2 separate regions of the Homo sapiens genome follow, and region 2 is linked to region 1. A link is an interaction called in ENCODE POLR2A ChIA-PET data of the cell type or tissue named here. Cell type or tissue: MCF 10A. All regions are shown on one strand. Each heading gives the region's core, and the rest is flanking DNA. Links, peaks and the distances in the headings are about the cores only.

Region 1 (7,806 bases), core at 2,275-6,274:
TCGAGCCAGCATAATCTCTTGCCTGGAATACTGCAAGAGCATCTCTTCTCAGCTCCTTGTTTTCATTTTTGCTCATTATTCTGCAACATCTAGACTGCTATTTTAGAAATGTAAATCAGGTCATGTTCACACCACTGCCTGAAACCCTCCAATGGCTTCCCATTATAACCCTGGCTTACAAATCCTGCTGGCTTACAAACCCTGCACGATCCAGCCCACCTACGTTTTTTTATTCACAATCTCCTTTTTCTACTCTAGTTCACTACACCAGCCTTCGTTCTGTTATGGAGACACTCCTAGCTTGCCCCCACATTGGGGCCTCTGCACCATATGGTTCCTCTGTGTAGGGCAAATGCTCTTCGTCTCCTTGTTCAATGAGTGGCTCCTTGTCATTTACATTTCACTTAGCTATCACCTTCTCAGAAAGCTCCTTGCTACCTATCCAATCCAAGCTGCCACCCACCTACAAAGAGACCTTACCGCTGTTGAATGTGTTAATTATTTATCTGTTTATTTGTTGTCTAAGATCTGCTGTTTTTCACAGGTGTAGTTGTCATAAAGGAGGCACTCAGTAAGTATTTACAGGTGGGAAGAATGGAAGGAAGAGGAGAAGGAAGAAAGGAAGGGAAGGATGGAGAAAAGAAAGAAGGAAGGAAGGGAGGAAGAAAGGGGGAAAGAAGAAAAAACAGGCACTTGAAAAGCCTTGCTTCATTCATTGGGTTCTTTTTCCTAGTGCTCTTCTCTGTACCAATTCCATTTTAATCCATTTCTGTAGTCTTTTTCTACCTCAGCTCACTTCTTGTCCTGCCCCTCTGCAGCTGATAATGGAACAAGTTCTCATCCTGCTACCCAGGCAGCAAAGCCAACCACTAACTTCTTGCATCTTGTTTCCTGTCCTTTTAACCTCCTGTTTATTACTCTTGGAGCAATATGACTTGACTCCTTGCCTTTAAGGCCTGTGAACAAGGTGCTTCCAACCTTCTTGTCAAGTTTCATTTTTCACTAGTTTTTGACATGCCTGAGGCTATTTACATGCCCAAAATTTTCAGGAGAAAAAAAAAAAAAAGCTTTCTGCTTTTCTTTGCATATCCCTGGGGGAAAGCAAGGATGTTAGAGGAACTCTGTCTCCATTCTTGCCTTCTCTGCCTCACTTTTTCTACCTCAGAGTTTAGACGACACCCTGTAGTATGTTCTCAGGAAATACTTACAGAAGGAAGAAGTGAAAATAAAGGAAATACTTGTAGAATGAATGAAAGAATGCCCCAAAATCTAACCACTGGTATATTTTGTATCTTTAAATAACCAGCTCAAAGTTACTTTCATTTTAAAGTTTTCCCTGATCGCCTCACCTTGGTTTATATTCTTACTCCCTTCAATCTTCATAGCATTTCTTTTAGAATACAGATTTTTACCTGATATTTTAGCATTTTATGCAATTGTCTTGATGTCTCTACATGTTCTGAAAACAGGCACTGTCTCATACACCTGGAAGCCCCCTAGTCTTAATATTTAGTTCCTGTCTCTTAACACAATTCTTGTCCAAAGCAATAGCTGAATATCGACTTCTGAGTTTTAGTTCAAGGACTAAAATACTTGCAGAGGAAATCACAAAGTTCCTGCTGATTACAGGTTTATAGAACATCCACTGTAAACATTAACTCAGGGTATGCTGCTGCTCCGTCAACTAATCTCTCAGAATTTCATTTTCTTTATAAATGGGGCTAATAATATTTATCTAATAGGGGGACTCAGAGGATTCTTTAATTAATGATGAAACACATTCCAAGATCCTCAGAGGAAATAAGAAGATAAACATTATTATATCTCTTATTACTGCAGATAGCAGTTATTAAACTCCCCCATAAACAGGAACCAAGAAAAATTTCAGGCCAAACTAATAGTTTAATAAGAAGCAGCCAGGGGCTACTACAGTTGAGCTAACGTAAACACTTTGGCAGAAATTAATCCCTTCTTTAGTTGTTATTAATACTGGACAAGAAGAGTTCTCAGGGTCTCAGTTTCGTCACCTGTGTAATGGAGACATTGGACAAGGTGACCTCAAAGGTGTCTTCTAGCTTCAATATTCTCAGCGAATCTCTGATCTTATTAACATCTCAAATCTGCAACTAATTGACTGGTTCTACATGTTTTAATATGATTGTGTGCCACTATCACTGCTTTCTCCCAAGGATTCAATTTTACCCAAAGAGTTGAAGGACCAGTGTAGATTTTCAAAGAATCATTAGGAGGTAGGATGCTGTATAACATTTTTCAGAGAGCTTGAATATGTAAATTTAAGTTTTTGAGTCTTGGTGTCCCAGAAAATTTTTTGGCATAGGGTAGAGAAATAATCAGGAAATATCCATGTGTACTCTACTACCTCATTTGCTAATCAGAGTTTCTTGCAAATAGAAATTAGTGTTTCTCATTTGTATGTCCCCTGTGGCTCAAGGTAATAATGTTTATCAAGGTTCCCTAGGAACACTGCAGAGCCTTAGGGATCAATTGGCCCTGGTAAAGTAAGGCCGCTCAATGAGGATGGTAGGCATTTAGCAACAAATCAAAGTTAGTACTTTTTTCTTTTTTTTGGAGAATGCTTGTGGAATGGATATTCTGAAATGTCCTGTTGAACTGTGAGAGACGCTCCCAGAGATTGTTAAAAAATTCCGTCCTTGGTTCATTATACCTGATGTGAGTTCAAAATGGTCTTGAAATATCAGAACCACTGGAGTGTAGTGCTTTATAGCTCACTCTTTGATCTCCAGTTCAACATTGTTCTCAGAAGGTGTGCCCAGGTATCCTGAGGATTTATCATGCTGTCTTTCTTTTTTTAACTTATTGTGGTGAAAAATATCCAACGTAAATTTACTCCCTTAACAATTTTAAGCATACAGTACAGCCTTGTTAACTCTATGCACATTGCTGTACAGATCTCTAGAACTTTCCATCTTGCATGACTAAAAGGCTCTATGCATTGAACAACTCATTTCCCTTTTCCCCAACCTCCTGGCAACTACCATTTGACTGTCTCTATGAGTTTGACTACTTTACATAACTCATATAAGTGGAATTATGCAGTATTTGTCTTTTTGTGATTTGCTTATATCACTTAGAATAATGCCCTCAAGATTTATCTATGTTGTGGTATATGCTGACTTTTAAAACACACAGCTTTTGTCCACAAAATCCTTATTTCTATTGCGTCTGGTTGATAGCCTGTTAATTCCTGGGAGGAAGAGAAACTTCCTGAAACACTGGAAAAAAAGAGTTAATAGGTCAATACCAGAATTTTTATTCCATAGTTCATAAAACAAGCTTTAAGGGTCCAAGAAGTTCTTTAAAGAGATCTAACTATCTGGACATATCAGAATGACAAGATAATATTAACTTGTTTTTTTAAGTTCTTGGGTCACAGTAAAGTGATATTGCAAAAAAAAAAAAAAAGCAAACAAAAGAACGGCCTCCTTTTGTTCAACAGAGACATATTTTCAGTAGCAGAAACTAATTTTTAGCTTCAGTATTACATGTAGAAAAGAAACATCTTCCAGTGATCATGAGGTGGTCTGGTGTCTGATTCCATGAGAATTTTGTGCCTATTGATACCCTAGTATTAATACAACAGATACAATAAAAATGAATTTAGTTATACCTGTAAACATGGAATACTTCTGAGTTCACAGTACATCCTTACCCTTTTCTCACAGAAACTTCAGAAGGATAAATGGAATGATTTTTAGAATAAGGTTTAATACTGGCTTTAGCATTTAGGCTTTGAATCACCTATCTGAGCCTCGGTTTCCCCAGATGTCTCTTCTGTCTCCCAGCATTGCAGGGGAAATGAGGTGTGACTAAATAAGATTATGTAGGCCATGGTTTTGATCTAGTAGAGTTACTGCCCTACAAATAAACACCTCGCCCTGACTATTTCTCATACTTCAAATGCCAGTGCTTCCAGTTGTTCTAAAATTTAGTCCTCTGCTAGAAGACGTACTGTTACAGTAGTCCCCCCTTAGCCCTGGGGGGTATGTTCGAAGACCCTCAGCATATGCCTGAAACTGTGGATAGTACCAAATCCTATATATGCTATGTTTTTTTCTGTACATATATAACTATGAGAAAGTATAATATGTACATTAGGCACAGTAAGAGATTAACAACAAGAACTAAGAATAAAATACAACAATTATAACAATAAACCAAAATCACTCCTCTTGTACCTTTGGGTCATTATTAAGAAATATAAGGGTTCCTTGAACATAAGCACCTCAACACCAAAACAACGAATCTGAAAATCAAGGCGGCTACCAAGTGACTCACACCAGGGGAGGGAAGACAGTGTGGAGACGCTGGACAAAGAGATGATTCATGTCCCTCGTGGGACTGAATGGGATGGTGCCAGATTTCACTGCAATATTCAGAACAGTGGGAAACTTAAAACGTATGCATTGTTTATTTCTGGAATTTTCCATTTAATATTTTCAAGCTATAGTTGGCTGTGGGTAACTGAAACCAAAAAAGTGAAAGAGCAGATAATGGGGGATGGTATTAATGGGTTAAACATAGAAAAGAGATAAATTAGGAGCTATTTGCTTATGAGTTACTTCTTTATTGACAATAAGATTAATGGCTCCCAATTTTTTAGCACCTCTTAGGCCTGTCTTTTTTGTTGTTATTGTTGTTTGTTTGTTTTTAGATCTACATTAGAGCTGGGCTTTACATAATTCTCTCCATCCAAAAAAATTTCCTTTATACAGTCAGTTCCTCTAGCGCTTTTAAATATGATGCAATTTCTCATATTTTTGTTTCCCTACAAGTTTTTAAGAAGACAGTGATGGGTACATTGTGGTGCATATTTGTATCTCACACAACTTTGAAAGGAAATACAAATTAAGCCAGTCTGACCTCCCGTGCAAGTCAGTTCCATGTTTCCTGGTCCCACCAAAAAAAAAAAAAAAAAAAAAAAAAAGTTATAAAACCTGAACTATTGTGAATTCCTACAGGATTTAAAATGTGACATTTACATTAACCATAATTACATTACCTGGTTACACATTCTGGTGCCTGACTTATTCTTTTGGCCAAAAATGGTAACAATCAGCCAGTCACTAGAGTCCTTTCTACTCCTCCAAGGCCTCCACCTTGGCCCAGAGTCAGGTATCCGAGACACATAAAAACTCACGGATGTTCTTCCAGCCTCCTGTTTCCAAGGTTTCTGGAACAGGTGGTCATTAATGCAAATTTATGGGCCATTACAGAATCTAAAAAAATATGTCATCGTTGAATAAAATCCATAAGCTCTTCACACTTGGTTTTTAATTACCAAATATGTAAAATAGGAAAGTTATAGATTTAGCTGTACTGGCTTCTAGAAAAGGTACTGAACTAAACATTCTTTGACACCCTGCCCCACCCCCCCAAAAAAAACCCACCTCCTGAAGGGGGGCAATTGCTTTGGTAAAAATTTAGATTTCCTCTATTTAAACAAGTTGTATAAAAATCTAAAGCAATCACTGTCTCAAAGAGGGTGTGTTGTTACTATTTCTGTCAGTGCCAGTGTGTGACGTGGCAGGCGACCATGAAAGCACTGCTCCGTGTTCTGGGGTGTGCGCACGTGCCATGGCATTGCAGGACATGTCTCTCCTGCTCGTTTCCTTAAGGAGTGGGTTAGACTGAAAGAAAGCAAATAGTTTGGAGTACCATTAGTCCTTGTTTAAATTTAAAGTGAGAACTAAGCTAAACATGGTCATATGAAAGGAATACTTTTTAGGAATGAATGGGTTAGTCAGTACATGAGAAGTAGATTTTAAAGAAGCTATTGCTATATCTTGGTTAAGAAACATGTCTGCAACAGAGATCTTTGCTTTCTTAGAAAATATATTTTTCGGTGTTGTTTTAAAGGATTCTCTATTCACCACAGCTAACACTTCTCCTGTCTTCTCTCTCAACATGGTCGGCTCTTGTTGGTTTACAATAGATAAATAGAGTTGCGATTTGGACCTTTGGGATTTTTCTTTTTCTTTTTCTTTTTTGATCAGAATAAAAGAGTCGAAAAACTTTTTAAAAATTTTTATTAAAACGAAGCTTCAGTTATTCACATAGTCACAAGCAGACATTTTTTTTGTGTTTTCATTTTAATAGCCAGGTCATTTTGTTTTTATTTTATTTTATTAAATAAAGTCTATTATTTCCTCTGACATTTATTTTTCTGACCCCAAGATTAGGAAAAACTGATCATAGGAAAAGATCATTTGCTATCACTCTGCTTAGCTTGCATTTTAATGATAAGAAAGCCATTTTCCGAGATCTCTTTCAGGCTGAAAATGTTTCGCCCAATTTGTGTGAATTTTTAATAACAGCAAAATAAGCAAACCCTCTGATGACAACATTTAGCATTGATTTTTAATAACCTCATGCCTTTTAAGTTGCCCTTTGTATCTTGTTGGTGGGCAAAAACCTTTCTATAGAAAATTAATCAGAAAATAAAAATTTATTTCTGATGCCTTCCTTATTCTTGGGGTTTATGAGAGGCGATGACACGGACTGCCAAATGTTTCTGAACTTGCTTCTTCAGAAACAGTGCCAAGGCCAACAGCCAATAGGATCGTTTTTAATTTTCTGCTTAGTAATATTTCCTCTCTCTTCATGGTTGGATTCTCCTTGGCTTCACAGCGGGGAGCTGTCTCTACAAATAGCCCTTGTGATTGACTACACCAGCCCAAGGGTCCCTGAGATTGTCTGTTGGGTCAACATAATGATGTGAACACGGCAGTGTTTATTATTTTCTCACTCAACAAATTAATGAAACTTTGCAGAACATCTAGTATACACCAAACCTTGTGCTAGGCTCTAGGGGTCTAGTAGTGAACAATTCAGCCAAAGTCTTAGCAACATGGCTATGGAGACACAGCTAGGCTTCTGTACATTCTTTTTAATGTAGCTACGTGCTACCTTATGTGCCAGGCAATGTCCAGAAGAATCTCCCTGTCTCCCTTCCCCCAAGCCTGACCCTTTCTGGCTTCAGACTCTTCACCTGAAAAATGAGTAAATAACACCTTCCTCATTGTCTTGTTGGAAAGATTGAAGTGAAAGATGCTTATTATGATGTCTGGCACAGAGTACACTCATACATGTTACCTATTCTTACTGTCATCTCCAATAATGGTAAGAGTTCAAAAAATAATATTTATTATCTGCTATGCATTTATACGCTAGGCTGTATGCTGAACACTTTTAGGTACATTTTTTGCAACACTCTCAACAATCCTCTGAGATGAGTCTGATCATTTAGGTCAAGGGAATTTAAGTAGTTAGCCAAGGGATGCCCAGCTACTGAGACTGATGGGTTTTGTTCTGAGGAGATACCCTTCTTGGATTAGATGATCATTAGTGGCTCCTGGCTTGATGGTCCAGGTATCACTTGGAGAATGCTAGAGTGTGAGGAGAGTGTCTCTGGCACACGTGTCAGGAGTCAAGGATGGGACTGATGGGACTGTTCATGGCCAAGTCCATAATCTTAACACCAATGGTGGGGAGGGTCCTCAGATTGTCCCAGTTAGATCTGTTCTTCTCCCATTTCTTTGTGTGAGATCCACTGTGGGGCTGGGTGGAGGTCATGGGAAAGCCCTCCCCTGGGCACAGGGAATCCAGCCATGTGACCTGGAGCAGGACTTGGGCATTTCTAGTCACCAGTTTTCTCACACATAAAATAAGAAGAGCAGTTCCAGAATTCCTTTTCTCTAGATAAGGAAGGGAAGGTACTGAGTGTTTTCAGTCTTTACATATGGTAACTTGTTTAAATCTTCCAGT
Region 2 (7,806 bases), core at 1,970-5,969, 770 kb after region 1:
TGAGTGTCCCAGAATTATAACTCAATTAATAGTGAAGAACAGATTGTAACTGATGAGACAGCAAATTTACTGTTATCAGATCCATAGTAGTACTCCACCAGCACATGAGAATAAAAGCATAGCTTTGAGCCTCCACCATTTGTCTTTCGTAATCTTTCATTGACTCTTCCATACACATGCCAAATTATATACTAGAATGCGTATTCTTTGAGAAACAAGGACCCTGTCCATCACTTTAAAAATCCCCCATGGCAGCCAGCTAGTTGCTCAATACATTTTTGTTAAACAATCACACTCAACTAAAACCACTGGAAAGCCAAAATATACTATTTTTTTAAATTAACTCTTCTGTAACCTAAACAATACAGATGATCACAATTCCTCGACTCATTCAATAAATATTTACTGACCATTACCACATATCAAGGATAGTGTTAAGTGCTAGAAATGTAACTCTTTAACAGGTTAGCAAAATTTTCTATGTTTCAGAGAGCTTACATAACAGCTGAGAAGACTGTTAAAAAATGAGTAAATATTCAGAAAATAATTATACATCACGTGATATACGTGACGAAAACAAATGAGTGAATCAAAGAATATCTAGATGAATCACTTTATACAGGCATGCTTCATTTTATTGTACTTCACTTTATTGTTCTTCACAGATACTGTTTTTTTTTACAATTTGAAAGTTTGTGGCAACCCTGCATCAAGAAAGTATATCAGCACCATTATTCACACAGTATGTGCTCATGGCATGCCTATGTGTCGCATTCTGGTTAATTCTCCCAATATTTCAAACTTTTCCTTATTACTGTATTTGTTATGGTGATCTGTGATTAGTAATCTTTGATGTTATTATTGTAATTATTTTAATAATTTCTGTGTTCTGACTGGTCTATCAACCAGCCGTTCCCCCCATCTCTGTCTGTCTCCTTAGACCTTCCTGTTTCCTGAAACACAGTGATATTATTAGGCAAATTGATAATCTGGCAACGGCCTCTAAGTATTCAAGCACAAAAAAGAGTAGTACCTCTTTCATTTTAAAGAAAAAGCTAAAAGTTATTAAGCTTAGCGATTAAGGCACATTGAAAGCTGAGAAAGGCCAAAAGGCTAGGCCTCTTGTGCCAGTTAGCCAAGCTGTGAATGCAAAGGGAGAGTTCTTGAAGAAAATTAAAAGTGTTACTCCAATGCACACACGAATAATAACAAACTGAAACAGCCTTCATGCTGATATGGAGGAACTATTAGTGCTCTACATAGAAGATCAAACCAGCCACAACATTCTCATAAGCCAAAGCCTAGATTAGGCCCTAACTCCCTTCATCTCTATGAAAGTTGAGAGAGGTGAGGAAGCTGCAGAAAAAAAGTTTGAATCTAGCAAAGGTTGATTCATATGGTTGAAGCAAAGACGCTTTCTCCATAAAATAAAAGTGCAAGGTGAAGCAGCAAGTGCTAATGGAACACTGCGAGAAGTTTATCTGGATGATCTAGCTTAAAAAAGAATTGATGGTGACTACACTAAACACATTTACCATGTAGATAAAACACGCTTCCAGTGGAATAAGATGCCATGTAGGACTTTTATAGCTAAAAAGGAGAAAATAAGTAACTGAATTTAAAGCCTCAGAGGACAAGTTGACTCTCTTTTTAGAGGCTAATGCAGCTGGTGACTTCAAGTTGAAGCCAATGCTCATTCGCCATTTCAAAAATCATAGGTACCTTAGGAATTATACTAAATGTACTCTGATGGTGCTCTATAAACAGAACAATCGAGCCTGGATGACAGCATATCTGTTTTACAGCACAGTTTACTGAATATTTTAAACTCACCCTTGAGATGTACTGTTCAGAAAAACAACAGATTCTTTTCAAAATATTACTTCTCATTGACAATTCACCTGGTCTCCCAAGAGTTTTGATGGAGGTGGACAGAGAGGTACATGTTGTTTTGATTCCTGCTAACACAATATCCATTCTGCAGCCCATAGATCAATGAGTCATTTCAACTTTCAAGTCTTATTATTTAAGAAATACATTTCATAAGGCTATAACTTCCATAGATAGTGATTCCTCTGATGGATCTGGCCAAAGTCAATTGAAAACCTCCTGGAAATGATTCACCATTCCAGATGCCATAAAGAACATTTGTGATCCATGAGAGGAAATCAAAATACCAACATTAACAGTTGTTTGGAAGAATTTGATTCCAACCCTCATAGATGACTTGGAGGGGTCCAAGAATTCAATGGAGAAAATCACCAGAGACATGGTATAAAGAGCAAGAAAACTAGAAATAGAAGTGGAGACTGAAGATGTGACTGAATTGCTGCAATCTCATGATCAAACAAACAAATGAGGAGTTGCTTCTTATGGGTGAGCAAAAATGTCAGTTTCTTGAGATGGAACGCACTCCTGCTGAAGATGCTGTGACCATCTTTGAGATGACAACAAAATATTTAGAACATTACATAACTGAGTTGATAAAGCTGCAGCAGGGTCTGAAAGAATTGACTTCACTTGTGAGAGAAGTTCTACCATGGCTACAATGTTATCACATAGGATCACATGCTACAGGGAAATACTTCACCAAAGAAAGAGCCAATCAATGCAACAAACTTCACTGTTGTCTTATTTAAGGCAATTGTCACATTCACCCCAACTTTCAGCAACTACCCTCCTGATCAATCAGCAGCCAAAAACATGGAGTCAAGTTGTGGCACTAACAAAAAGATTAGGATTTACTGAAGGATCAGACGATCATTATCATTTTTTTAGCAATAAAGTATTTCTAAATTAAGATATGTACCGGTTGTAGACACAACACTATTGAATACTCAGTGTACAGTATAGTGTAAACTTAAGTTTTATGCACTGGGAAACTAAAACATTTGTGTGACTTAATTATTTTGATAATTGCTTTATTGCTGTGGTCTGGTACTGAATCCACCATACCTCAGAGATATGCCTTTATAAGGTAGTCAGGGATCATTACAATTAAGCAGAAATTTGAGGACTTACGTAAGCAAAGAAGAGCAGGGTGGAAAATAAATCAAGCAAATGCCGTAAGTCAGAACAACAACAACATGGTTGGTGTGCTTGAGGATAGATAGAAAACTGTCTTTGTATGAAAAAAGAAAAAAAAAAAAGTGGAGCCATTTACTTACAAGGCAACAATATGTCAAAAGGCGTTCCAGAATGTGGTTCAGGTTAATTAGGGAAGTTGTCATTCAGGTCCTAACATGGTCTCTAATTCAACTGATAAAGTTCAACATTGGTACACAGTGGCATGCTAAAAATTACTAATGAGATACCTACAATAAACTCTGATGGAGGTTTCCTGTCAAAAAACAAACCACAGCTCTCAAACATGGCAGAGACCTGGGCTACACAAGAACTCTTTAAGTGGATCTAGTACTTGAATCACACTAAGAACGGTGCTTCACATCCAAATTGAAACCAGAACAACTGAAGAGCCAGATGTCCAGCTCTGGCAAGATTTAATATAAGTCACGTCCACCTGGTCTTCTGGTCTACCAGATGAGTTGTGACGGCCATTTTCGCAAACGTCCATGAAACACAGATCTTTAGATGTTATTTCTTTCTTTTCTTCAATTAAGCACCCATGCAGGGGCCAAATACTGTGGCTACCTAATAAAACATTTATATTTCAAGCAGGAGAAACTCATGCATTTGCCAAAAATAATTATAGATTATACCACAAGTAATTTCATTCCTTATCTAAAAGTTGCCCCAAATGAGATGGCTGGAGGGATTTACACAACATAATATTCAGGTTGTGGTACAATGTATTTTTCATAAGCACCTGAAATTGGAGCACAATTTATTCTACTTCCAACAAAAAAGATTGTCCTAATTCTTAAATAAAATGATTCATACACAAACTGTCCTATGTCTAGAAGGCTTTAGAAATGTGTTTAGCAGTATTTTGAAGCCTTAGGAGGCAAATAGCAAGAAAGTAGAGCAGAAGCGGGGCAGAGGGCAGGGCACGGGAAAAGGAAGGACACAGGTGATGCAGAGACACTGCCAGGACCAAAGAAGTCGCTTTGTGGAGCTTCCCCTTTGATTCTTTTCATCTTATATACACAGTAGGCTTGATTACTTCTGCTTGAACCCAGGAGAGTTTATTAAGTTAGGTGACCTCTTTACTATAATGTTTTACTCAAGTTGTTCTTTTGCTCTTTCATTTATATGTTCTTGGCATTTCTTTTTTATTCCTTAGTTGTTTTTTTTTTCAATTTTTACAAAATTTAAGTGGATTTTTTTTTTCTTCCAACTTTTACAGAAGCTAGAATCCACTGACAAACTTCAGTTTCTTAGCTTTTTCATCTTTAAGGTTAAATTCTTAACATGGGGAAGAATGACCGCTTTTTAAAAACATAATTTTAAAATCTGCCTTCCAATCCTAATGTAACATTGGAGGAAAGTAATTCAAGTCTTATCTATACCCAGGGCTTCTGGAGGTCTGTGAGATGTCTGTGTTTAAAAGTGTCATGTCGGTAGAAAATTTGCATTTTTTACTGGTAATTTGGTGTGATAGGTGGGCAATCCTGATTAGAGTCTGTCATTTTGAAGCAGCTGAACATCATCATTCTCCGTCTGCTTTCTATATACTCTATGAGTTCTGAAAGATCTTTTCAAGGATGATGAAGGATGGAATCTTTCTTAAAGTATATTTTGAATCTCATCCAACAGATATGACATAATAAATCTTCAAGCTATTTTTGACCATATGTCACAACTCCTGAAAGCAAATGAAGGCTTTCACAGCTTTAAGGGATTATTTAACATTGACAGCTGTTGAGGCATTTATCCTGATTTTTCTTCTTTCTTTCCATCAAAAGTATCTACATAAGATGGCATGGCTTGTGGGTTGGATGAGATATAAAATGCTTGATGTATTATGTGATACCATATAAATTTCTTATGTTCCTTCATGTTAATCCAGTTAAGTTCAACTACAAATAGCTGCACCAACTGTGTGCCCAGGCCTTGGGAATGTAAGAATGAGATAACGTAAAGAGGGAAATGCAAAGAAGAGATTTTTAAAAAGGCATGATATGAGGTTATGAACGAATGATTTTTTAAAATCAGCATTGCATCAGAGCACAGAATGTTGACTTTGGGAACAATAGGCTGGTAACAAAGATGTCTAGATTTTAACAAGTGTGACTTAGAGCAAATCATCAACACCCCCCCCCAACCCCCCCGCCGGGACCTAGTATCTTCAGCTATGAAACATATGGCTTGAACTAGCTGATTTTTTAGATTTCCTATGATTTAGAAAGTTCCCTATATTGTTTCAGAAGACAATGGTAGACAATGGTAGATGGACTCTACTATGTGCTATACTTATATAGTGAAACAGTATGTAGGTACCCTTTTGGAAATCAGTGAATTGTAAAGTTATTTAACTAAATTATTTAAGCTTTTAAAAGAATAATACTTTACTTGTAAGTGCAGTTTAAAATTTTAGAAAGTTGAGAAATTTTAGATGCTTTTCATATCTAAAATTTCAGAAGGAAAAACTTGATTGCTGACTCTCATTGCCCTTATGAAAACCATATTCCTAAATAATTTGTTAAAGAAATACAATACTGGTTAAATTCAGGTCTTACTTGAAATTTTTTAGTAGCAGGACCAAAACTAGTATTTAGTTTCTGCTAGTTATTAAGCTGTAGACTACTATATGTTCTAATAAAAATAAAATTTGTGGCACTAGTATTATACATTTTACGATAAAAAAATTGGAGAACAACAACAAAAAACCCATCAAACAAAAACAAAACACACACATATGGCTTTGAATCCACCACTGCAAGATTCATTCATCAAGTTTTACTAAGTATTTACTCCTTACCAATGCTAGATGAGAATGGAATAGCTGATGGAGCCCTCATTTTATAAAGTTTTCTATACAACTAATTTCAATCATAAGTTTATATACACATTATTATATTAAAACCAGTAATAATTACATTGGTGTGCAAGATACATATAATTTATTTTTAAAACCTTGTTACTCAAAACTGCCTATGTAAGGAATATAACACTAATAATCAATTGCAGAAAGGTGCAACATATCACAATGGGGGGGTAATATTAGTTATTTGGTTTGTCTGATCAATATAGAAAACCACTAATGCAATATTTGCCTCAAAGTATGGTTTTGGCCATAAACTTCCAGAGAAATATTGACTCGTCACTTTCATGTCTAGATAATTATTAATATTTTCATTACGTTTTCCAATACATCAAGAGTTCTTTTCACTGAAAAACTTACATGTTAATTCTGCTAATATTAATTTATATTAGTGCTATGTTATGATATTTCATCAAGTAGAAAATGATTTTTAAATAATCGTCATCATCATTAAATACAGTATTAAATGCAGTAAATGTGTTGTGTAGATTTAAATGTTTGTGGAATTCTTAACCTAACTTTATTGTATAAAATTCAGTAGAAAAGCATGTGAATTTAGGCCTTTAATTGAAAATATTATGGCAAAAGATTCCCTATTTCCAAACTGTCAGCTACAAAAACTGATAATACTGCCAGAGTTTTCCCCAAGGTTGAAGAACCAGCAGTAATTAAAGACCATTTATCCAGTCAAAAAACAGAGACACAAAATACAGTATGATATCAGCTTGGCTGCCACAGCCTCAAGGGCAGGAAATCCATCACAGTGACAACAGTTCATAACCAGAAACTGGGCAGAATGACTTTAAATGAGTAGAAGCAAAGACAGAATTTTGTATGGAAGCCAGCTAGATATTACTGTCAGAAAGGTGCCACCAGAAGTTATTTCAGCCTCACAATGGAGAAAGACAACCATAAGGTAGATAATGGTGAACACACACCCTAGAAGCCAAAAGAAAAGTTAGCCTTGAGAAGGGCAGCTTAACATGTGAACAGGTGTCATTGATTTAGAAAACTCAATGTGGCTTGCCTCTCACACTCTTGGCCACCTAAACCTAATTTTAGATACCACATGCCACAAATTCAGGGGATGCCATTTACCTAGAATGCAGTGTGTTGATATCTTATTAAAATCCAGTAGCACTAATTCTAAAATTATAAAGCTAAAGCTTGAACCTTAACTGTGTCGGGAAATTTTAAGACAATAGCCAAGAAACAGGTTCTAAATGAAAAATTAGGGGAGGATCGAGAGCACACAAAATCTCCAAAAAATGACACTGTGGCATAATTTTACATTAAAAGTGAAGACACACTGATACTTACAGATTAGAATACCCGGGGACCCATACTTTCTCTGAACTCGTCTATGTAAGAAAACCACTAGTGCATGGAGATCCTTGGGTTGTACTGCAAATACAGGTCTACTGTTAAAGTCCGTTGTTTTCATTTAGACCACCAATGAATCCTTTTATAATTATTTCAATGACAACTGATGATTTTAAAAAAATATAAGCAGAAAAAATGCTTTTGTCTTTTATGGTTAAACAGCAAATAAAACTCAGATCTTTCCTTAAAAAGGATTATTTTAGGCCAGACATGTTGGCTCACGCCTATAATCCCAGAACTTTGGGAAGTCAAGGTGGGAGGACTGTTTGAAGCCAGGAGTTTGAGATCAACCTGGCCAACATAGTGAGACCCTGGCTCTACAAAAAATTGGAAAATATAAAATTGGCTGGGTGTGGTGGCCCATGCCTGTAGTCCCAGCTACTGAGAAGGTAGAAGCGGGAGGATTGCTTGAATCCAGGAGGTTAAGACTGCGGTGAGCTATGATGGCACCACTGCACTCCAGCCTGAGCAACAGAGCA

What was found. Peaks named below come from ENCODE experiments on the same cell type or tissue, not always from the same donor. Only the 100,000 strongest peaks of a DNase experiment are listed, where the experiment ranks them.
Region 2: POLR2A ChIA-PET joins it to region 1 with 5 read pairs; 2 of 35 experiments call an interaction of 5 or more read pairs at or near these places.

What each region holds. Positions count from the first base shown.
Region 1 is chr13:94,230,147-94,237,952 of GRCh38, reverse strand. The region is part of intron 4 of GPC6 (glypican 6); the gene reads right to left. Among named protein-coding and RNA genes, the nearest start is that of GPC6-AS1, 46 kb to the right of the region's middle. In MCF 10A, for the core only: no CTCF peak of the experiment used is centred there; a DNase peak (open chromatin) is centred at 4,342.
Region 2 is chr13:93,459,089-93,466,894 of GRCh38, reverse strand. The region is part of intron 1 of GPC6 (glypican 6); the gene reads right to left. Among named protein-coding and RNA genes, the nearest start is that of GPC6, 240 kb to the right of the region's middle. In MCF 10A, for the core only: no CTCF peak of the experiment used is centred there; no DNase peak of the experiment used is centred there.